Regions from separate parts of the Homo sapiens genome. Here regions 1 and 2 are each linked to region 3. The links are chromatin loops, found by intact Hi-C in ENCODE. Cell type or tissue: ascending aorta. All regions are shown on one strand. Each heading gives the region's core, and the rest is flanking DNA. Links, peaks and the distances in the headings are about the cores only.

Region 1 (8,392 bases), core at 1,151-6,150, 320 kb before region 3:
GTAGAAAAAGCTCAAAAGCGTTTTTCTCCTGTTACTCTGGCATCATCTTTCCTACTTTCTTTCTTCATTCTAATCCTGTTTGGAGAAATATTTTTAAATGCTATAGCCCATTAACAGACATTTAAGCTTTACAAAATTATTTCTCAAGGTTTTGGTTTCTTGTTTTATTTTTCATCCCCTACTGTCATCCTTTTATTGATATTTTTCCTCTCGTGAAATCTAAAAGATTTACACTAATGCTGTAATAAATCAGTCTGACATTAGACTTAATCAAATCCCCCCCAAAATCATATGAAGATTAAGCCTCCCCCCCATTCCAAATGGGATCAAAATAAAGTGTAATTGGGATATAGATAGGGTAGCCTGCAGTGCTGATTTTGGTCTGAAAGGAAATAAAATGCCAGTTGGTGCCTGTATGTCAGGTACATCCCCAACGCAAGGGTGTTAGACTAAGATGGAAGGTTTAGCAGTGATTCTGCCAAGGCCTAGTTAGAAGAGACTGAACAGTTTGAAGAACTTAGCAGAAGATCACAGAGATTCTATTTACAAGCCCCAAGCTCTTCTAACAGGCTTTTCCTCAGGTCCTCTGATAATGTTGAGATGCCTCCTAAATCTAAGGCCCCTGGGTGGGAGCCACTATGTTAGAGCATCACTGTGAAAAGCCAAAAGCAAGCAGAGCTTTCAGAAAATGGCCTGAGCCCTGTGTTTAGAAAATATAGGTCCTAATTAAGGCTATTTCCATGCGAGGATCGAAGGAGCTGAGGACTGGAGAGGTTAAGACTGAAGAGAGAATGATTTAGAGCACTTAGACTGGGCCCAGTCACTGAAGCCAGCTGGGCCCAAGCTGGTGGTTTTTGAGGACTGCTGCTTCAAGAGTATAGAAATGCAGCTTGCACATTCAGCACCTGCTGGGCCTCGACTGAACTGACCCCTGAGGAGCCCTTGTAGTCATGATCTGCATCTTCCCTAGTTACTGCTCACCTTTTTCCTTATTCCCCAGGCTTCTACCTGGGTCCTTGGTCTCAGTTCCCATCATAGATCCGTGCTGGGATTTGAATCAGGCCCTGATCCCTAGCTTGGTTTATTGGAAACCTTGATCCCTTATAGTCTTTGCTTCTGATTCTTCTTATAAAGCCAAAAATGGCTCTCTTTCCTTTAGGACACAAATGTCAAGAACTACCCCTGTCTAGAAGCTCTGCCTTCCAAGTCCCATACTGCATTCTCAAATTAAGCACTTTCAGTAGCAAACTGTCTAATCTACTCTTGCCCAGGATTTAAGCTGCCAGCTTCTTCTACAGGCAGGGAAGAGGCAAGGCTACCCATTTTGTTTTCCTCTGTTCCTTTGGTCAGTTTCAGCTGCTACTCCCTTCCTGTGAGGCACACTGAGCCTGTCAGGCAACAGTTAGGATATAGACTTGGAGTAGAAGGGTGGGCTATGATCCAGTTCTCTCAAGGAAGCTAAATTTGCATCCTATTATATGCTAGATGCTTGGAGTTAACATGTACAACATATTCCCCCTCCCCTTAAAGAGTTGTCAGTCTAGTTGTATAGATAATTTTAATATAATAAGCAATAAAATAATTGTGTATAGGCCGATAGAGAAATGTGACTTGGCCCAAACTGAGATTTCTTGAGGTTTTGTGGAAGACTTCCTGATGTTCAAATGATTATTGCAAGATGATTAAGATCCTACCAAGGAAATGAATGATATTCATGAAAAAAAAAATGGGACAAAAACACAGGGTGTGAAATAGCATATTCAGGGAACTAAAGTCTGGTGTTCACAGAGGCATAAAAGGTAGAGTGGGAAGTAGAGAAACATGAAGCTGGAGAGGTAAAGTCCTGGCCCTGAATGGTACTGTATGCCCCATTAAGGAACTTGAACTTTAGTATTTGCTAAGAAGCAATGAAAATTGCTTCTTTAATTACAAAGTGATATGATCATATTTATACTTTAGATAGAGTATCAGTTGAAAGATGGTGGGTGGATCTATATCAGACAGCAAAAATGAAATATCTAGAGTGAATAGGACAATAAGTTAGAAGGCTACTAGAAAAATTCAGGAGAGAAAGGTGAAAATCTAGAAGTAAAAGTTGGCAGGACTGTCAAGAGCGAGAGAGAGGGATTCTAAAAAATTCTACTAAGTTTCTTATTTGGGTGTCTAAATGTAAGTGCCACTAACTAAGATGAGAAGGAACAGACTCAAGAAGAAATGATCGAGTTCAGTTAGTTGAGTGCCTTTGGGACATCACAGAGAGGTGTCTGGATCTGGGTACCAAGGCTGTAGTGGCTAGGGATGAATTTGGAAGTCATATCAACAAAAAGATGATTTACTATCGGAATGGATTAAAAAGGGAGAGGTTGCTATGGTAAGGAAAGGGCAGATGGAATGGGGCAATTATTTAAAACCAGCTATAGATCGATAAGCAATTGTCAGAGAGGTCCCTGGAGAACCAGGAGGAAATAAGGACATAGATGCCATAGGAGTTAGAGGTTTTAATTAAAAATCAGTAATTCGGCAAACGCAAAGTTTGATCCTTTGAAAAGACTAGTAAAATATAAACTTTTTAGAAGACCGGTCAGAAAAATAGGGAGAAGACACAAATAGGGAAAGGAGGAAATAGGAAAAATGACTGCTGATTGAGTCAAAAAACATAGAAAAGATAATTTAATGAATAACTTTATGCCAATAAAATTGAAAATCTGGATAAGATGGAAACATTTTTAGAAAACGTGATTAAATGAAAGAATAGAAAACTCTAATAGTCCTGTAGAAATTAAATAAATATAGCATTTAGTTTTAAATATTTTATTAAAGAAAACATCAGACTCAAATGATTTTGGTCAAGTTCTTACCAAACATTCAAGGAACAGAAAACTCCAATAATAAACAAAATCTGTGACAGGAAAAAAAGAAGTAATATCCCCCATTTATTCTAAAGCCAGTGTAGTCTTGATATGAAAGTCAGCCAGGAACAGTAAAAAGCAAATTACATACCAATCTTACATTTAATTTTAAGTGTAAAATTCCTAACCAAAATTTAGAAACAGAATCTAGCAGTACATAAAAATGTTTATACATTTCAACCAAGCTGGACTGAATGCAAGAATGCAAGGGTGATTTCATGTTAGAAATCCATTAATATAATCCATCACGTTGCCACACTGAAAGGAGAAAAACCATGTGATCATCTCAGGTAAAGAAAAGCATTTGGCAAAATTCAACTCATATCTGTGATAATCTTAATAAGCTAGGAATAGGAGGGAGTATCCTTACCCTGATAAAGAATATTAATCAAAAACTTAGAGCAAACATCATTTTTAGGGTGAAATGTTAGAAGGATTCCCTTTAAAATCAGGAAAGGAGAAGGGTGCCCGTTAATCACTGCTGCTGTTCAACAGTGAAATACAGATGCCATTGGTCACAGCTATACAAGAAAAAGAAATAGGATACAAATTAGAAAGAGGGAAGCAACCTGATATTATTCACTGATGATATGATTGTCTGTACATAAAATCTATACATAAAACCTAAGTGGATCAGTAAACTATTGGAAATAATAAGACAGTTTAGCAGTTGTCTAAATATATAATCCAGCAAGAAACAGAAAACATAATTTAAAAAATGATTCTGCTAACACAGCAAAATAGAAAGTGTATAGGAATGAATCTAAGAATAGCCGTATAAGTCCTATTTGGAGAACTTTTAACTGTTTTAAAAGAAATTAAAGAAGACCTAAATCATGGAGAAATATACCCACTAAATCTTGAATACCTTAAGTATCTTAAAGATGTCAATTGTCCTCAATTTGACCTATAGATTTAATGCAATTCCTTGGATTTATCTGACAAAAATAAATCTAATTTTTAAAGACAGGATCTCACTGTCACCCACATTGGAGTGCACTGGTGCGATTATAGCTCACTGCAGCCTTGAACTCCTGGGCTTAAGTGATCTTCCCACCTTAGCCTCCCAAGTAGCTGGGACTACAGTTGCACACCACCATGCCCAGCTGAATTTTTAAAATTTTTTGTAGAGATGGGGGTCTTGCTTTGTTGTCCAGGCTGACCTTGAACTCCTGGCTTCACGCAGTCCTCCCACCTCGGCTTCCCAAAGTGCTGAGATTACAGGTGTGAGCCACTGTGCCTGGCCTAAGGCCCAAGAGCAGCCAAAATTATTCTGAAAAAGAAAAAGTCAAAAGTATTTCCCTCCTACCACATACAAAATCAAAATTTGTTGCAAAGGTATGGACGTTAGTAGTTTGGCACTGGTACAAGTATAGATAGACTGACCAAAGAAACAGAATAGAGAGCACATAAAGCCATATATTGATATATATAGATGATATAGATGTAGTTATGGAAACTTGGCATAATATTCTTTTGTTAAGCTCTTCATTTCTGACACACGCCATAGAAATTTGGCATGTGTCAGAAATGAAGAGTTTAGTAAAAGAATTGGCTAAGGCCAGGTGTAGCAGCTTTGCTTATAATCCCAGCACTTAGGGAGACGAAGGCAGGCGGATCACTTGAGCCTAAAAGTTTGAGACCAGCCTGGGCAACATAGTGAGACCTTATCTCTAGTAAAAATAAAAAGGTCGTCGGGTGTGGTGGTGCATGCCTGTGGTCCTAGCCACTCAGGAGGCTGAGGCAGCAGGATAGCTTGAGCCCAGGAGATCAAATCTGCAGTGAGCTGTGATTGCACCACAGCATTCCAGCCCAGGTGACAGAGTGAGACCCTGCCTCAACAACAACAGCAAAAAAAAAAAAAAAAAAAAGAATTGGCTAAAGACAAAACAGCATTTTACAGAGGTGTAAATATCAGTAGCCCATAAATACATGAAGAACTGCTCATATCGTCAGTAACCAAGGAAATGAAAAATAAGACACTAATGAAATGTTATATCTAATAGACTGACAGAAATTAGGAAGTCTGGCAAGAAAAGAAAAGTCATCCCGATCGGAAAGGAAGAAGTAAAATTCTATCCTCCAATGACAAAATCTTGTGTACAGAAAAATTCTCAGGAATCCTACCAAAAAAAAAACCTGTTTGAAAAATAAGAGTTTACCAAGGTTGCAGGATATAAGATCAATATAGAAAAATCAATTGTATTCCAATACCCTAGGAGTAAACAATCTGATAATGAAATTAAGAAAACAAATTCATTTAAAATAGCATGAAATAATTAAATACTTAGGAATAGAATTTAACAAAAGAAGTGCAAAATATGTATCTTGAAAACTACAAAACATCAATGAAAAAATTAAAATCTAAATAAATGAAAAGGCATTCATATTTACAGATCAGAAAACTTAACGTTGTTAAGATGCCAGTATTACCCAAATTGATATACAGATTCAGCACAATCCTACCGAAATCCCAACTGCCTTTTTTAGTATAAATTGACACACTGATCCTGAAATTTATATGGAAATTCAACAAATAGTGCTGGGACAACTAGATATCCATATGCAAAAGAGTAAAGCTCAACCTCTACCTCACAAGATACACATAAAAGGACCTCAAAGTGAATCACAGACCTAAAAATAAATGGTAAAACTATAAAACTTTTAGAAAAAAGCAATATCAGAGAAAAATGCTATGAAACTCTTAGAAGAAAACATGCAAGTAAATTTTCATGACATTTCAGGATTAGGCAAAGAATTCTTAGATATGACACTAAAAGCACAAATGACAAAGGAAAAAATAGATAAACTGAACTTCATCAAAATGAAAAGCTTTAAAGGAAACTTCCAAGAAAGTAAAAGAACAACCCACAGATAGAAGGAAATAATCACAAATCATGTATCAGAACAACAATGAGATACCACTTCATACCCATTAGACTGGATGTAATCAACAAGACAGACGAAAGTTTTGGCAAGGATGTGGAGAAATTAGAACCTTCATACTTTGCTGGTGAGATTGTAAAATGGTGCAGTCATTTTGGAAAATAGTTTGGCAGTTCCTCAAAAAGCTAAACATAGTTACCACATGACTCAGCAATTCAACTCCTAAGTACACACAGGAGAACTGAAAAAATATTTCCCAAAGAAACTTGTACAAGAATGTTTACAGAAGCATTATTCATAGTAGTCAAAAAGTGGAAAAAACTCAAATGTTTGACTGAGGAGTGGATAAACAAAATGTGGTATATCCACACAATGGATTTGACTAGGAAAAGGAATGAAGTACTGATACATTCCACAACATAGATGAACATTGGAAACATGCTAAGTGAAAGAATCTGGTCATGAAAGGTCATATGTTGTATGATTTAAATTACGTGAAATGCCCAGAGTGGAAAAATCCCTAGAGACAGAAAATAGATTAGTGGTTGCCAGTGGCTCAAAGGATGGGAGAATGGGAAGTGACTGTTAATAGGGATGGGTTCTTTTTTTGTTGTTTTTTGTTTTTTTGAGGTGATGAAAATATTCTAGAATTTTGTCGTGGTGATAAATGTACAGATCTATGAATATACTAAAAACCACTGAATGGTGCAGTTTTAAATTATGAACTTTATGATATGTGAATTATATCTTACTACAGCTGTTATTAAAAATAGAAAATCTGGCTGGGTATGGTGGCTCACTCTGCAATCCCAGCACTTTAGGAGGCCGAGGCAGGCGGATCATGAGGTCAGGAGTTCAAGACCAGCCTGGTCAATATGGTGAAACCCCGTCTCTACTAAAAATACAAAAATTTGCCAGGCATGGTGGCATGCGCCCATAGTCCCAGCTACTCAGGAGGCTAAGGCAGGAGAATGGCGTGAACCCGGGAGGCAGAGGTTGCAGCCAGCCAAGATCACACCACTGCACTCCAGCCTGGGCGACAGAGTGAGGTTCCGTCTCAAACAAAAAGAAAAAGTAGCAGAGCACCCCAGTCTTGGGGACATGCCAGGAAGAAAATTGCTTCCCCAGTAAAGAAGCTGAGGCAAATAGTTCTTTTGGGTTTAAAGTGGAAAGATGAATAAGAAAGAGTAACCAGAATCTACTGTAAAAGACTGTTTTGGTAGGTGTCTTTTCTAACAGTCTGACCCTGCAAGTTTATAAGCTCAGCTGTAGTAAAGTCACTTCTGTTATATCTTGTTTCCACTTTAGACCATGCAAAAATGCAGCCATGCCTTAGACCTAACATTACTCGCCTAGTTCACCTCCAGGATTTCAGTCTACCAAATTCTCCTTTTGATCGCTCTTGCCTTGCATTTTATTTTTCCCATTTTCTCACGCATAAAGAACCTAGTGTTTGTCTTCATTCCAGTGCTGACTCACTACTCTCTGATCCATTGCCATCTTGCACTTGCATCACTCCTACATTGCTAAACCTCAGTCCTATTTAATCTTTATTGTCCACTTTATCTACATGTTATAAAATAATACCCAGGAAAGTTAAATGATTTGCCCATGGTCACACCACCCAGGTTGGTTTAACTTCATAGCCCATGCTGTTAACCACATGCTTTACTGCTTACCACCTGGCAACAGTTGAAATAGTCGATCAAAGGAACTTTATGTAATGAAAAAGATGGTGGAAGTAGATTTTAGGGTCTGGGTGATGGGAAATTCAACTATAAAGCAACAGAGCCAACTGGACACCTTATTTTTGTCAACTGAACGGGGAAATAAGACATGTTTTGTATGGGCATCATACTTATTGCTTTCAAACATTTTGAATATTATATTAAAATGAAGTGGCGAAGTAATTCAGCCTTGATGTAGATGATTCTGGAAAACTAGATACACTCTAAGTCATTTTATTTTATTTATTTTTATACAACAATTTTCTTATCCATTTATTGGTTGATGTACATTTGAATTGTTTCCACCTTTTAGCTATTGTGAATAGAAGTGTTATGATAAATTGTGTACAAGTATTTGTTTGAGTACCTGTTTTCAGTTCTTTGGAGTATTTACCTGGGTGGTAATTGCTGGGTCACATAAGAATTCTATGCCTAACTTTTTGAAAAACTTCCAAACTGTTTTCTACAACAGCTGAAACATTTTACATTTTTGTCAACAATCTAGGAGAGTTCAAATTTTGACACATTCTCATCAACACTTGTTATTCTCATCATCATCATTATTATTATTACTATTGCCATTCTACTGGGTATGTAGCAGTACCTCAATGTGTTTGATTTGCATTTATTTAATGACTAATGATGTTAAATAACTTTCAGGTGCTTTTAGCCTTCTGTGTATCTTGTTTTGAGAAATGCCTATTCAAGTTCTTTACCCATTTTTTAAATGTGAATTATTCTTTTTTTTTAAATATTTTCTTGAAAAGTAGTAAACTTTTAGTGCAGATAATGTATGTTGTCTTAAAAGTTTGCATAGTCTTATATTTCTTTTTCAATTTTATTTTTATTTTTTTTTCAACTTTTATTTTA
Region 2 (8,392 bases), core at 1,885-6,884, 200 kb after region 3:
GGTTGTTTCTAGCTTTGGGGCATTAAGAATAATGCTGCTATAGGCCGGGTGCGGTGGCTCATGCCGGTAATCCCAGCACTTTGGGAGGCCGAGGCGGGCGGATCATGAGGTCAGGAGATTGAGACCATCCTGGCTAACATGGTGAAACCCCATCTCTACTAAAAATACAAAAAAATTAGCCGGGCGGGGTGGCAGGCGCCTGCAGTCCCAGCTACTCGGGAGGCTGAGGCAGGAGAATGGCGTGCATCCGGGAGGCGGAGCTTACCGTGAGCCGAGATTGCGCCACTGCACTCCAGCCTCGGCGACAGAGTGAGACTCCATCTCAAAAAAAAAAAAAAACAAAAAGAATAATGCTGCTATAGGCCAGGTGCGGTGGCTCATGCCGGTAATCCCAGCACTTTGGGAGGCCGAGGCAGGCGGATCACGGGTCAAGAGATCAAGACAATTCTGGCCAACGTGGTGAAATCTCATCTCTACTAAAAATACAAAAATTAGCTGGGTGTGGTGGCGCATGCCTGTAGTCCCAGCTGCTTGGGAGGCTGAAGCAGGAGAATCACTTGAACCTGGGAGGCAGAGCTTGCAGTGAGCCGAGATCGCACCACTGCACTCCGGCCTGGTGACACAACGAGACTCTGTCTCAAAAGTAAAAAAAAAAAAGAATAATGCTGCTATAAACATTTGTGTACAAGTGGTTGTTCAGTCATTTGTTTTCCATTCTCTTGGGTATATACTTATGAAAGTATATAATAAGTATATATATATAAAATAAAATAAGAAAGTATATATAAGAAAATGCTGGGTCTTCGAGTAACTCCATGTTTACCTTTTTGAGGAATTGACAAATCGTTTTCCAAAGTTCGTACACCATTTTACAGTCCCACCAGCAATGCGTGAGAGTTTCAATTTCTCCACCATCTTTGCCAATACTTATTATTATCGATCTTTTTGAGTAGAGTCACCCTAGTGGATGCAAAGAGGACTCTCATTGTGGTTTTTGTTTGAATTTCTCTAATGACGAATGATATTGAGCCGCTTTTCATGTCCTCATTAGCCATTTGTACATCTTCTCTGGAGAAATAGCTATTCAAATACTTTGCCAATTTTTTAAATTGAGTTTTTGGTTTTCTTTTGTTTTTTTTTAAGTTGTAAGAGTTCTGGATACTAGACATTTATTAGAAATACACAGTTCCTTCCATTCTGTAGATAGTGTCCTCTGAAGCACTTAATTTTGATAAAGTCCAATTTAACTTTTTTTGGGGTTGTTTCTACCTTTGATGTCATATCTAAGAAACCATTGCCTAATACAAGGTCATGAAGATTTATATCTATGTTTATTTTCTAAAAGTTTTAGCTCTTATATTTAGGGTTTTAATCCACTTTGAGTTAATTTTTGTATATGGTGTGTGAGGTCAGAGTCCATCCTCATTCTTTTGCATATGGAAATCCAGTTGACCCCACCATTTGTTTAAAAGACTATTCCTTCCCCCATTGAATTGTCTTGGCGTCTTTGTCTAAAATCAGTTGAATTGGGTTTATTTCTGGGTTCTCAATTCTATTCCAACGATCCATAGATCTGTCCTTGTGCCCGTATCACACAGTCTTGATTACTACAGCTTTGAAATTGGGAAAGTGTGAGCCTTCCACATTTGTTTTTCTTTTTCAAAATTGTTTTGGCCATTCTGGGTCCCTCGCATTTCCATAGGAATTATTGGACCAGCTTGTCAATTCCTGTAAAAAGGAAAGCAGGGATTTTGACCCCATGGCATTTTGTCTTTGAAAAGGGAAGGGAAGAAAAGCTGTGGGCAGATAAGGGAACTGTCTTAGCACACTGATAATGGGAACAGGACAACGGTCTGTTCTTCAGGCCAATTGTCTTATACTGACTGATAAAAGCCAATATGGCTGTGACCTTACAATGACAGCAAAATGACACAGTTTTCTATCCAAATCTGTGCAATAAAGGAGCATTTTATATTTGCCTATCTTATTCCATAGCCACTTGCAAAGGAATGAGCTGATTTGCATCAAATTTAATCTATGACTAAGAGTGTCAAGATGCACAGTAAGTTTGATTAGGGGTTAAGCATACCATCTTGAAATTAAATGGCATGGCTTTTGTGATTTTTTTTTTTTTTTGAGATGGAGTCTTGCTCTGTCGCCCAGGCCGGAGTGCAGTGGCACGATCTCGGCTCACTGCAACCTCCGCCTCCCAGGTTCAAGCAATTCTCCTGTCTCAGCCTCCTGAGTTGTTGGGATTACAGGTGCCCACCACCACGCCTGGCTATTTTTTGTCTTTTTAGGAGAGACAGTGTTTCTCCATGTTGGCCAGGCTGGTCTCGAACTCCTGACCTCAAGTGATCCACCTGCCTCGGCCTCCCAAAGTGCTAGGATTACAGGCATGAGCCACCGCGCCCAACCTCTTTTGTGATTTTTAACCAAAGTCACTGAAAATTGATGAAGGTTATGAAGGTACAAGTATGCCAAATTAGATCACTAAATAATGAAGTAATTAATTATGTATGAATATTCATAGATGTGGGCCTCAGTTTTCTCATCTGTAAAAGGAGATGATTCTTAGGTCCCTTTTAGTTCTGAAGGTCTATGGTTTCAGTAAGTAGCCAAGTTTTAGTGAATGAAGGGCTCCGTCGCATCTCGGGTCTTTGCTCGTGCATGAGCCATCACCTTCCCTTGGTGTTCCTCTTGAAAGGGGTGTCTTGTAACTGTACCATGGGTTCACTTTGCCCGCTGCCTAGACAGAGCCGATTTATCAAGACAGGGCAATTGCAACAGAGAAAGAGTAATTCACACATAGCCGGCTGTGTGGGAAACCAGAGTTTTATTATTACTCAAATCAGTCTTCCCAAGCATCTCCTGATGAGGGGATCAGGGTTTTAAGGACAACCTGGTGTGTGGGGGGAAGCCAGTGAGCGAGGAGTGCTGATTGGTTAGGTAGGAGATAAAAATCACCGAGAATTGAAGCTGTCCTGTTGCGCTGAGTCCATTCCTGGGTGGGGGCCACAAGAGCAGATGAGCCAGTTTATCCATCTGGGTGGTGCCACCTGATCCATCAAGTGCAAGGTCTGCAAAATGTCTCAGGCACTGATCTTAGGAGCAGTTTAGGGAGAGTCCAGATCTTGTAGCCTCCAGCTGCATGACTCCTAAACCATAATTTCTAACCTTGTAGCTAAATTTGTTAGTCCTGCAAAGGCAGTTGAGTCCCCAGGCAAGAAGGAGGTTTATTTTTTTATTTTTTATTTTTTTAAAACTATAAGTGTAAATTAAGTTCCTCCCGAAGTTAGTTCAACCTACACCCAGGAAGGAGCAAGGACAGCTTAAAGGTTAGAAGCAAGATGGAGTCAGTTAGGTTAAATCTCTTTCACTGTCTCAGTTACTAGTTATAATTTTGCAAAGGCAGTTTCAGTCTCAGAGCTACTTCTTGGCTGAACATAGTGATGAAAGGGGATGCACCTTGCTTGACTATATCCTGCTGCTTTATGAGGCTCTCTAAGATAAAAGAGTAAATGTCTATGAGGGAGGGGAGATTTCACCATCAGCAACTCTTGAGCTGCACTTCTTGTACATCTTCAGGTTATTTCAATTCAGAGGGGGCTCATATTATAGCGTCACCAATACTGAGTTTTCTTGGGGTTTCATAAGTCCTAAGTCACTCACCAGTCTGCTAGATCCAGGCCCATGTGAATCCTTCTCAAGTTCTAGTGTCCTGACGACATGGTTTTCCCAGCAGCCAGGCTGGAATGCAATGGCACAATCTCAGCTCACTGCAACCTCTGCCTCCTGGATTCAAGCAATTTTCCCGCCTCAGCCTCCCGAGTAGCTGGGATTACAGGCATGCACCACCATGCCTGGCTAATTTTTATATTTTTAGTAGAGACGGAGTTTCACCATGTTGACCAGGCTGGTCTCGAACTCCTGACCTCAGGTGATCCATTCACCTTGGCCTCCCAAAGTGCTGGATTTCAGGCCTGAGCCACTGGGCCCGGCCAGGAAGGAAGACCTTTTTTTTTTTTTTTTTTTTTTTTTTGAGACAGAGTTTCGCTCTTGTTGCCCTTGTTGCCCAGGCTGGAGTGCAATAGTGTGATCTTGGCTCACCACAACCTCTGCCTCTTGGGTTCAAGCAATTCTCCTGCCTCAGCCTCCCGAGTAGCTGGTATTACTGGCATGTGCCACCATGCCCAGCTATTTTTGTATTTTTAGTAGAGATGGGGTTTCTCCATGTTGGTCAGGCTGGTCTTGAACTCCTCACCTCAGGTGATTTGCCCGCCAAGGCCTCTTAAAGTGCTGGGATTACAGGCATGAGCCACCACGCCCGGCCAGGAAGGAGGTCTTAATGTAGCAAATTAACTCTATCCCATGGTAATGGGTCCTCAGGGATGGAGGAACGACCCTCACTACAATCTCTCCCCAATTTTGATCTCGTAGAATGTCAGAACCATGGATCTTTTGAAATGTCTACTTAAGTGCTTCTAAACAATGCTGCTAGTGGCAGATTTCTTTTTGCCACAAAATTTTACCCAGAACTCAAAACGTAAAACAAATCAAAGAGTAGTCATTACAGCTGAGTGGAGGATGAAAGTCCAGCCTCCTCCTCTTGGGCACCCCCAGAGTACACCACGGCAATGCTTGCCGATTTCCAGTCCTGGGTACCAACAGTATCTCAAACCCTTGACCTTATGGCTGCCTTTATCGAGTGGGGTAAGGAAACTAAGACCCACACCCTCAGCCCCAAACCTCAAGGCAAATCTTACCCAGCAGCCCTGACAAAGGCCAGGCAGGTCAAACATTGTTGTCCTCTTTCCAAACTGGGAAGCTAAAAACTGTTGCGATGATGCATGCACGTTTGAATCGTCATGAGACCAAAGAGGGTGACAGCCAAAATCTTGAAGGCTCACTGCAATCCTGATCATGAATCCTTTCAGGCTTTGAGAGTTTGTCTCTATCTTAAACATATTAAAGTTTTTTTTTTTAGAAAACATGCCAAAATGCAGACATCTTGTGTCTCATTTATATCTTGTATCTTTAGTGTAAAAACTGCCCAGAGAGTCCACCTCTGTCCCCTTTCTGTCCCTCCTCTTTCCCCTCTCCCCTCTTTTCCCACCACTTTGTTTTTCCCTCGTGCTGGGTTTCAGTCAGCCTCGCCTGGGTCCCGCCCCTGTGGTCTGGGCCCGCCGCAGCCCGCAGAGCAGTGAGGGCCTGACTCCGTTCCATGCCACCCCCTGGGCAGTTCCTTGGCAGAGATTTGAAACGTTTCTATTTAAATGACATTTGAACAAACGCGGAGGGGTTCAGTTGCACTTCAATCAAATTCCGTGGGATCCAGTTGGGAGCCGGGTCCCCGTGGACAGGGCGCATGGAGTTCCCCCTGTTTTCTGATTTGAATTGCTTTGTTCTCGTTCCAGGAAGGGGGAAAGAGGGGGATGCATTTGGCCTAAAATGAAACATTTCCCTTTTAAGTCAAAAACTTGAACATGGCTTGGAGGAGAGAGTTTAAGCTCCATAATCCCCGGTCCTGAGCAAAGCAGTAACATGCCTGCAATTTCCTTTTTGGAAGAGAGAAGTCAAGGAAACAGCCATTGGGCAGAGCATCCTGGCGCCCTCCGTGAGCCTGGTGGGAGCAGACGTTTCACAGGCTCCTGGGGCCACTGCTAGGCAGCTGGGCCTGTTTTCTCTCAATGCCCACACAGTTATGTGCTGGGTTTCAATCGTTGAGAAAAGAAAGAAAGAAAGAAAACCACGGGGCAGCTTTTCTGTCCCTATACCCCAATCTTTTCCACTTTCCGTGCCTGGGTTGAGCCAGCCCTTTGAGGTAGCCACCATACCAGCTACCGCTGGTCTTTGCTGAACCTGCTGTCCTGGAATCTATGCGTTCTGCCTACAGCCTCTTCTGTCCTTGTCCACCAGTCATCACAGCATCACTGAGTCATCATCACCAGGAGAGTGAAGTGGACTTCAGATCAAATCCCTCAAGCTCCCCAGGTTTAGATTTTCTCATCCCAGACATGAGAAAATTGAACCAGATAACACTCTAAGGTATCAGCCCTTTTGAAAATTGCTTTTTGTTTTATTTTGAGACAGAGTCTTGCTCTGTTGCCAGGCTGGAGTGCAGTGGTGTGATCTCGGCTCACTGCAGTGTCCACCTCTGTGTTCCAGCGATTCTCTTGCCTCAGCCTCCCGAGTAGCTGGGACTACAGGCACGTGCCACCACACCCAGCTAATTTTTGTATTTTTAGTAGAGAGGGGGTTTCACCGTGTTGGCCAGGATGGTCTCCATCTCTTGACCTCGTGATCCGCCCACCTTGACCTCCTAAAGTGCTGGGATTACAGGTGTGAGCCACCATGCCAGGCCTTGAAAATTGTTTGAATCATCAAGTAATAGCACTGGGAGAGACATGAGCAAGTATCTAGGTTAGATCTTCTTATTTTGCAGATGAAAAAGAGGACATCTGGCTGAACCCTGGCCTCCAGGAGAGGAAGTGTCTTGCTAGTTTGACCTTGACCTAGTGCTTCAAATCTTCTCTCTCAGAAGTCCTGTATCTGGCGCTTATTTAAACTCAACAGATATTTGTTTAATTAGTGGGCAAAGATAGAGACAGACAGATGGATGGTTGGATAGATGGATGGATGGAAACTCTACCGGACTAACAAATGTTTTCTACCCTGCCCAGAATTCTATATCTGCTATAATCTAAATGTTTATGTCTCCCCCAGAATTCATATGTTGAAACCTAATCACCAATGTGTATTAGTAAGTGGAGCCTTAGGGGTTATTAGCTCATAAGGGAAGAGCTGTTGTGAATAGAATTAGTGTCTATATATTAGTGAATAGAATTAGTGTCTATATGTATACATATGTAGACACTAATTCTATTCACTATTCATATATATAGGCACTAATTCTATATATATAGGCCCTAGAAAGCTGCCTTCCCCCTTCCAACACGTGAGAACACAGCTAGAAGGTGCTATCTATGAACCAGAAAGTAGACCATCCCCAGACACCAATTCCGTCAGTGCCTTGATCTTGAACTTCCCAGGCTCCAGGATTGTGAGAAATAAATTGTTGTTTATAAGCTACCTACTTTATGGTGTTCTGTCACAGCAGAATGAATGGACTTAGACACTATCATAATAAAAATGACCAGAAGCGAGTGTCACAGCAGAAGCAAAAATGTGTCCCTTCTTTCCTGACCCACACAAGTCTCACTTAGCTATAGGTCATTTCTTTCAGGCCCAGCCTTGCTTCAGATTCATCTCTTCTGAAGGAGGAACAGCTATTTTACATGATGATTTCATATCCTTGGAACCTTGAAATCTTTTTCCAAGGAGAACATTGCAAACTTCTGATTCAATTTCTCCATGTTAATATTTATGTAGGAAGTTGACTACATGAATCAGAACATTTTTTAATTGCAAGGGCAAGAAACTAACTCAATCTGACTTCAGCCCCATAGGAGATGTGTTGGTACGTATACATCAAAAATCCAAAGGTAAATTTGCCACTATATGTAGCTGAAATCAGGTCCATAAACAATGCGGTCAAAAATCTTACTCTCTCTTCATTTTTCAGTTTTGCTTTCCTTAGTTTGGCTTCATTCTCCAAGGTTCTTAAACATGGAGCCTTAAAAGATACTGCACACCAAGTAGCTCCAAGTTTACTTGTCTTTACAGGCAATGATCATCGTGAAAAAAGTAAGAGTCTTTCCCAGTAGTTCTAGCTAAAGTCCCAAGGCTAACTCTTACAGGCCTGGCTTGGATCAGGTGCCTATTCCCGAACCAATCACAGTGACTAGAAAATTAGAATAAATACTCTGATTGGTCAGGCCAGATTTGTGGTGGTGGCTGAATGGAAAGGGAGGGCTGTATTTCCACAAGGAGAGACATAAAGAACGTAAAGATTCTACCTGACCACCACCCTGACCTGCATATTCTGCCACAGGCTACAACTATGTTTTTCTCCACATCTCCTTAGGACACATTTACCTTCATAAAAGCCATAACTACTTAAAAGTAAATTAAACCAAGGACATGAAAGATCTGTTCACTGAAAACTATATACATCGATGAAATAAACTGAAGAAGACACAAATAAATGGAAAATAGTCTGTGCCAATGAACTGGGAGACTTAAAATTGGTAAAATGTGCATACTACCCAAAGTGATCTACAGATTCAGTGCAATCTCTATCAAAATTCTAATGATATTTTTCTCAGAAATAGAAAAAAAATCCTAAACTCCATATGGAATCACAAAAGAGCTCAAGTAGCCAAAGTAATCTTGGGCAAAAAACTCCAAAACAAAACAAAATTTAAAAAAACTGGAGGCACCATACTATATGATTTTGAAATCTACTATAAAGCTACAGTAATCAAAACAG
Region 3 (8,392 bases), core at 1,181-6,180:
TCTGTTCTTTAGCCCCCATGGCACTGCCAGCAGGCCCCTGGCTTATGACTGTTTATGTTACATTTCCAGTTTCTGCTGAGACAGACTCTTTTGGTCACCATTCCCAAGAGAGGGGGCCAGATTGGCCCAGACTGGGTCAGGTGCCTATTCCTGGACCAACTGGCTGTAACCAAGGTCATTGTCATAAAGCAGAAACAAGGCACATTAGGAGCGTCTCTGTGGAGATGGGCAGACATTTTGATAAGTGTCAGTCTTATAGCAGTGACTTGTGAGGAGGACGTGGTACCAGACTCTTCGGAGATTGCTGTTGACCTTCCCGGGATGACCAGTGAATGAATGGTTTGAGATGATTAGAGCAGGAATGATGATTTTTTTAAATGGTCAGAGCTTACATTGTTATTCTCTGCCCTTAGAAGATCAAACAGGAAGCAATGGGCTTAATTAAAATGGAAGAATCTTTGACTAGAATTTGATGGATCTTGGTGAAACCATCTGGTATACCCCTTCTGTCTTCAGTCAGGTAAAATAGTTATATCCTCAGATGTGAAGATTGAGGAATAATAATTACCAAGTGACTGAGAGGGGGTCAGAAAACAGGCTCTCTTGCTTCTTGGTATAATTTTTTCCCTCTGTGGACAACTTCCTCGGTATCTAGAATAGGCTAATCATATAATGCAAAAAATAATAAATTCAACAAATAAATACAAACATAGCTAACAGAGTATGTGTGCTTGCTGCCAACAGGCTCTCTGCTAACCAATCTAGTGAGATAAGTATTATTACCCCCATTTTAGAGATAAGAGTTGAAATAACTCGCCCAAGGTCACAGTTAACCAACAGAAGAACTACATTTGAGCCCAGTCTGGCCTCACAGTCTGTACATTTAACCTTGATCCCATTGATACTTTTCTAACACCGTATATTTAGAACCATTGCTCCATCTACCAACTCTGCTGAGAGATCAGACCTGTGATTGTCGAGAGATCAGACCTGTGATTGTCCTGATATCATGTAACCTTCCACCTCAGCTGATTGGACCAGAGGAAAGCACCTGACCCAAGAGCAACCAGTTCATTGGCTGGCTGGTAGCCTATGGGGAGCTCTTGTCTGGAACTTTCTTAGCAGGGGTAAGGGGAAATAAATTAGGTTCCTCAGAGTATCTTTCTTTAAAATTTGAGCTGAAGGTATAGAAATTGAGAGTCTAGCAGTTAGTAGTGGGGATAGAGTCACATTAATAATCAGGTGCTACAGAAGATGCAAGAGAACAGTGTCTTGATTCCTGGTCTTCCTGTCATTTTCTGCATCTCATTTAACCTTTGGAAAGCCTGAGTTTGGAGCTGTTCTGGGATTTTTGTGAGAATTCTCTTTCTTACTGACCCAAGTTCCTTAATTTAAATTTGAGGTAGCCCTCAAATTTAAGGGGGTCCAATTAAGCCTCAGATCCTTGCTTCTCAAAGGCCGGAGGTTTTCATTGTGCAAATAGGAACAACTTGGATATCAGATCAGAATGGAGGCAATTAAGTGAAGAAAGGTGTAAGATTACTGTGCCAGGTGAGTGAGTGATGCTCTATCTATCTATCTATCTATCTATCTATCTATCTATCTATCAAACAATCATCTATCTGGAATCATCAATAGCTGGAATAAAGGGTGAGATATTTGCCTGGTCAAAGTTGAGAAGATAAACTGGTATTCTGTGATCCACTGATAAGGGCTTGTCTGGAAACTGAATAACTCTGTGGGTGTTAAATGATCTCATCTGGATGAACTTCAGCATCTGTGAGTGCTTGATGAACTATAATTAGTCCTATCTATCTTGGTCAAGACTATTTGGGTTCTATATAATAGAAACTCAACTCAAACAAACTTAATATAAAAAGAAGAAGAAGAGGAAAAAGAGGAGGAAGAGGAAGGGGAAGGGGCAGGAGAAGGAGAGAGAAGAGAAGAGGAAGGGAGGGACGGAGGGAGGGAGGGAGGAAGGAAGGAAGGAAGATCGATCGATCAAGAAATCTTTTGGGATTGGGTTCAGAAACGGCAATTTCTGTGCTGTCCGACAGAACTTTCTATCATAATAGAACTCTCCTATATCTGTGCTGTATAGTGCAGTAACCACTAGCCATGCATGGCTATTAAACACTTGAAATATGAATAATGTGATTGAGGAGCTGAATTTTTTATTTTATTTTAGTTAATTTTTAGCTTTAGTTAATTCAAATTTAGATCTAAATAGCTACACACGGCTAGTGGCTACTGTATTAGACAGCACAGATCTAGATCCCAAACTGTGCTGTACCTCACTCTCCTGCGGGTGCTCTCATCAGCTTTTCTTAGCTCGTGGGTCCGTGTCTGAACCAACTGTGTTCACGGAGATTGGGAACTGTGGCCAGGTCTGGGTCACATGTCTGACCCCGTGAACAAGGTTCACCTTGTCTGAACCACATGAAATGGGTCCCTAGTGGAAATCCTAGTGGAAAGGGGATTTCTGTATGAAAAGTAGAGGAAAGAGAATTAGCTGGACCAGCAAAATCTCTATCCCTCAGAGACCACCCTCAAGGTGCCGTATGTCTTGCTGAAGAGAAAGAAGGAATGGGGACAGGAAGGATGGGCATTCGCCTGACAAATATTCATGGAAATCCTTGGTGCCAGACACTGCGTTGGATGCTGGTGACGCTAATGAAGAAATCATGTCAACAGCAAGAGAAACAGACTCTATGCTTATTCTCAGTCTGGTAGAGGAAGCTGACTCCTAAAGAAACAGTCACAAAACAGGCAAAACATCCCAAATATAGAGGAATGAACACAGCCTTATCAGGACAGCTAATTTTGTGTAAATTTAGCAAACTGCTGATGTGCTGAGAAGTGATTTCTGTATTACCCCCTCCTTAAAGGAGCATTAAGAAAATTGCTTCACTTCTCGCTCTCATTTTTTTTTTTTTTTTTTTTACATCAGAAAATAAAGTCCAGTCTCAGAGAGGGGCCAGAGTCTGGTGGATGGCTAGGCATGACTTGTCTAAAAATAGAGTGGAGGCTGATTAATGAATGTCTTTAAAACAGAGATCAAACCCAGAAGCTGTACCAACACAGCCGACATGCATTCCTCTGGGGCTTAACACTCCTTTAGAGAATTGCTCAAAACTGGGTTACTCAAGAACTTGGCCCGCATGCCCGACACTCCACTCAGCTAGAGAGGGAACAATTCTCGGGTAGTACTGCCTGAAGGTGGCATGGGGTAGAGGCCTCCAGTCCTCTTGGCCTTCCTTCCCAGTCCCAGTCCTGCCAGGGCAGTGCCTCTCCTCATCCCACCAAGCCCTCTGTGGGGTCAGGATGGTCTGCAGCCAGCTTCACCATCTCCCAGAAACCTGCCCCAGCCTTGGTTAGCCTAGACCTCTGGGTGTGGGAACCACAGGCAGCGGGGTTTTAGATTATTGAGGGATGTTTACTGACTATTAGCCCAAGTTATTCCTCCAACAAGCCTGTGAGCTAGATCCATATTAGCTCCAGTTTACAGATGGGAGAGATGAGGCACCCAGATGTCGATAACTTACACAAAGTCACAAAGTTCGTAGATGGAGAACTGGGATTTGAACCCAGGAACTTGGTACCAGAGTCCACATGCCTGACCACCTCCCACACTGTCCTTCCAGCTATCCTACAAATAGGTACTATCCCTATCCCCATTTTACAGATGGGAATGAAAATGTCTGTCTGATTGAGAGAAACAAACGGCAAGGTGGTTGGAGACCTGGAGCCCCAGGTCCTGGTTTGGGCTCTGCACCCAATATATCTGTGACCTTGGGATTGTTACTCACCCTCTCTGAGCTTCAGTTGTGTCATCTGTGAAAAGTGGTAGCATCCTTACCTTGACTTGTGGTAGCCATTCCTTTGAGCTTCTAGAACATGCTGGGCCTCGCACTGGTCACTCCACATGGTTTATCCCATTTAATCTTCCAAGAGCACTCAGAGGCTGAGGACACCGGGAACATATCCCAGGTCACCCACAAAGAGATAGAGTTAAGAATTTGCCAAGAATTTCCCAAGTCTGTTTGCTTCCAAAGCCCCTCAGTTTCTCTCTATTTGACAATAGGAGGCTTACATGAAGTAACAGGTTAAAAACCTCCAGGGAGAAAAACACTGTGCCTTCTGCCAGTGAAAGGTGGCTGGATTCTACTGATCAGCCCCAGGATTTCTCTGGGGAGTTGTGGGGTGTGCAGAATGTCAGCAACCTAACCTCTGCTTCTTCCCCCTCCGCAAATGCAAGGGAAAGGTCTCGATAAATGGAAGGCAGAGCAGGGGGCTGTGGGGGCAAGTGACCACAGACAGACTGTGGCCACCAACGCTGAAGGAGGGAAGACTGCGGGACCCACTGACTTCTGCACACCCCATTCTCACCTCCTCTCCAGAGTCAGGTGCATAAGTCAGGCTGTGATGAAACCTGCAGCCACCAAAGAGGTTTACGGTCCCTGCTTCCCCGCTGGTTGATAAATGATTGCTTTTTGGCCGTCACCTACCCCACCCTCCGATTTTCTATTTTGAAGCTTACTCAACTGCAGAGAGAATTCTCTTTGTCTCTTGAGGACACTAAAATATGGTACAAACAGTCTCTGATAATAAATGCCTTTTTTTTTCAGGGGATCAAAAACTCCCCAGACACTTTCAAAGCAAGCCAGGGTGCTTTGGCTATATCGTGGGGATAGCCTGGAATTCAGAGCGGCACAGGGGAAGGGGAGTTTGAGGACTGGATCGAGGTGGTTTCCAAGCTCCTCTTGTCAAACAGAGGGCAACTGGGAACAGAGTGGGGGAGGGTTGAATTCCAGACCCCAGGGCTAAGGGGTAGGAGAGGACCTCTGCTTCTCCCCAGTGGAGCTCCTAGGGGAGGCTCCAGCAGCTGTGGGAGGCTCTGCCTGGAGGAAGGTGGCAGACTGGGCCGTGGTGGGTACATACGAGGGTGGCAGCTGGTACTCTGGGCAGTTCCAGGCTTGGAGGAGTAGCTCTGAATGGTGAGGGTTGCCATGGCCACTGGCCTGAGTGGGCAGCTTCCAAACAAGGTGAATACCCCTTCCTCTCCGCAGGGCCTCCCAAAACAAGGAGGGAGGCAGACAGCCAGCTGCCTCCAGCCCCTGGGCAGCCCCACCTCTCCTCTTGAGCCAGGTCTGGACTGGCTCTAGCCTTCAGCATGGTGTCTTCGTGTGCCATTATTCCCCAGCCAGCTGGACTCTGGTTAAAGGGGCTAGGGGAGGAAGGCGTATGGCACAACCCGAATATCCTTCTCCTTCTTTTTCATGATGTAGGGTTTATGGGCATGGACTTGGAGCCAGGCACACCTGCATCTCAATCTTACTCTCATGCATATTGTCCATCCTCTGTATTCACTGTCATTTTCTCTGTAACACGTTACCCAACCCTTAGAGACTTAAAAACAAAAAAACTACTTAGGATGCTCAGGTAGGAGGATCGCTTGAGCCCAGGAGTTTGAGGATGCAGTCAGCTATGATTGCCCCATGGCACTCCAGCCTGGGCAACAGGGCAAGACCCCATCACTGAAAAGAGAGGGAGAGAGAGAGAGAGGGAGAGAGAGAGAGAGAGAGGGAGGGGGGGAGAGAGAGAGGAAGGAAGAGAGAGAGAGGCTTAATTTTTTTTTTTAATCTCTCAGTTTCTATGGTGAGGAATTTAAGAGTGGCTTTCCTGGGTGGTTCTGGCTACAGGTCTTGCATGAGGCTGTGGTAAACACGTCAGCTGAAGTTGGAGAATCTACTACCTTGGCAGCTCACTTACTTGGCAAATTGGTGCTGGCCATTGACAAGAGGCCTCAGTTTCTCCCCATGCCAGCCTCCACACAGGGCTGCTTGAGTGTCCTCATGACATGGCGGCTGGCCTCCCCAAAGTTAGCCATCTAAGAAAGTGATGGGAGCTTCCATGTCTTCTATGATGTAGCCTCAGAAGTCACGCACCCTTGTTTCCACCACATCCTATTGGTTACATGGATCCGCCCTATTTGATGTGGGAGAAGGTCACAGCAGGACATGAATACCAGAGGAGCACCGTGGAGGCTGGCTACCATATTCTTCTTGGGTTTTGGTTTTCTCTATCTGGGGATAATAACCACACTTACTTTGTAGTATTATAATGTGGAGTGGTGATAATAGAAATACCCTCAGTCATGGTACCTGGCACAGAATAGATGCTCAACAAATTATGATCTTCCTTCAATAGTCATATAGTGGGAATAATATTATTACTTTTCAATGATAGAATAGTGCCTGGGCTACTGTGTTTCAAACATTATTCTAGTGCTTTATCTTCATTTGCTTATTTAATTTTCACAACAATCCCCAAGAAGTAGTTGCTATTATCACCTTTTTTTTACAAGAGGAAACTGAGGTCTGGAAGCTAGTGAATGTGGAGATAGGACTCAAACCCAGGCAGCCTGACTTCCAAACCCATTCTGTTTACCCCTAAGCCCAAGAAGCCCCTCCTCTTAGAAGTCTTTTTGGAAGCATCTTTTACAAGCATCTATTACAAGCCTGATTAATGGCTTCCTTCTCCCTGCTCTGTAGATCTAGATGGAAATGAACTGGAATGGGACATCTGGCTTGCCCACTTCCTCACTGTGTGATCCTAGGCAAGTTTCTTCACTTTCTGATCTTCAGATTCCTTGTCTATGAAATAGGGACACCAATCACATCCCAGAACTGTTGAGAGGATGAAATGAGAGCCTGTGATATCACCAGTTAAGTGAAGATGCCCAAGAAGTTCACTCTGTATTTGCAATGACCTGCCCTTTTCTTGATCTTTGTTTTGTTTTGCTTTGGTTTTGAGACAGGTTCTCACCAGGTTGCCCAGGCTCATCTTGAACTCCTGGACTAAATGATCCTCTTGCCTCAGCCACCTGAGTGCCTGAGACTGCAGTCATGCACCACTGCACCCAGCTCCTTTTCTCCGTCTTGTTCCTTTCCTTGTAACAAAACTGGTACTGGTTGCCTTCCGACGCTCAGTGATAGGACCCAATAATAAAGACTGTCAGTCACTCCTAAGCCTAGCACCTGCAGCTTGACCTTGCATCAGAATGATTGGCCTGGACAAGTGGCTGAGTGTAGGGGAGGGGAGAAGGAGACCCTGCACCCCGTGATTCTAGAATCCTGGGGTAGTTTGTGGGTGGTGGTTCCAAAACTGAGCATAGGAACAAGGAGGAGATAGGATGTGGGGTCCTGTAAGCCCTGTGTGTGACCCTCTTTCTGTTAGGCCTTTGCCCACTTCATGGACTATGACCCAGGCACTTTGCAGGATCATTTCTATCTCCTCAGTGCTTCACTGATACACCCTGACCTATAGTAAGCACTTATGTAGGACGTCACTTGGGTGATGAGCAGTTACATAAGATGACATGCGGGTGATGAGTACTTACTTATGTAGGATGGCATGCAGGTAATGAGGACTTACATAAGATGTTATGCGGGTGATGAGCACTCATATAGGATGACATGTGGGTGGTGAGCACGTACATAGGATGGCACACAGGTAATGAGCCACACTTACATAGGATGGCACACAGGTAATGAGCCACACTTACGTAGGATGGAACATGGGTTGTGAGCACTTATACAGGTTGGCATACAGGTGATGAGCCACACTTACATAGGATGGCATATGGGTGGTGAGCACTTACATAGGATGGCACACAGGTGATGAGCACTCACATAGGATGGCATGCAGGTGATGAGCAAGCACTTATGTAGGATGGCACGCAGGTAATGGGTAAGCATTTACATAGGATGGCACATTGGTGGTGAGCATTTACATAGGATGGCACATTGGTGATGAGCACCTACATAGGATGGCACATTGGTGATAGACAACTACATAGGATGGCACACTGGTGATGGGCAATTACATAGGGTGGCACATTGGTGGTGAGCATTTACATAGGATGGCACATTGGTGATGAGCACCTACATAGGATGGCACATTGGTGATAGACAACTACATAGGATGGCACACTGGTGATGGGCAATTACATAGGGTGGCACATTGGTGGTGAGCATTTACATAGGATGGCACATTGGTGATGAGCACCTACATAGGATGGCACATTGGTGATGGACAACTAATAGGATGGCACACTGGTGGTGAGCACTTACATAGGATGGCACATTGGTGGTGAGCATTTACATAGGATGCCACATACCTGGAGTCAGGCAGGGAAGTGCCTCTAACTTCAGTTGCCAGATCAGCCAAATGAGGAGCTTAATTAATGTATATCAACCTTGCACTGGGCAGTCATGAAGGTTCAATGAGACAGTGCTTATCTAGCACCATGCTGGGCCCTAGATAGTGTTCAGTAGGTATTAACTAATAATAGCAATGATGGCCGCCATTAAATGAGCCACTGGATTCT

What was found. Hi-C counts contacts between places; a loop is a spot of excess contacts. Peaks named below come from ENCODE experiments on the same cell type or tissue, not always from the same donor. Only the 100,000 strongest peaks of a DNase experiment are listed, where the experiment ranks them.
Region 1: a loop joins it to region 3, with 2.8 times the contacts of the local background. A loop is called at or near these places in 1 of 110 quality-filtered maps.
Region 2: a loop joins it to region 3, with 3 times the contacts of the local background. A loop is called at or near these places in 1 of 110 quality-filtered maps.

The regions. Positions count from the first base shown.
Region 1 is chr17:65,782,961-65,791,352 of GRCh38, reverse strand. All of the region lies in intron 21 of CEP112 (centrosomal protein 112), which reads left to right. Among named protein-coding and RNA genes, the nearest start is that of AXIN2, 230 kb to the right of the region's middle. RefSeq lists an enhancer at 569-1,132. In ascending aorta, for the core only: no CTCF peak of the experiment used is centred there; no DNase peak of the experiment used is centred there; H3K27ac peaks cover 602 bases.
Region 2 is chr17:65,267,958-65,276,349 of GRCh38, reverse strand. No RefSeq gene overlaps it. Among named protein-coding and RNA genes, the nearest start is that of RGS9, 130 kb to the right of the region's middle. In ascending aorta, for the core only: no CTCF peak of the experiment used is centred there; no DNase peak of the experiment used is centred there; H3K27ac peaks cover 2,296 bases.
Region 3 is chr17:65,467,523-65,475,914 of GRCh38, reverse strand. No RefSeq gene overlaps it. Among named protein-coding and RNA genes, the nearest start is that of LINC02563, 14 kb to the right of the region's middle. In ascending aorta, for the core only: no CTCF peak of the experiment used is centred there; a DNase peak (open chromatin) is centred at 3,144; H3K4me3 peaks cover 831 bases; H3K27ac peaks cover 1,892 bases.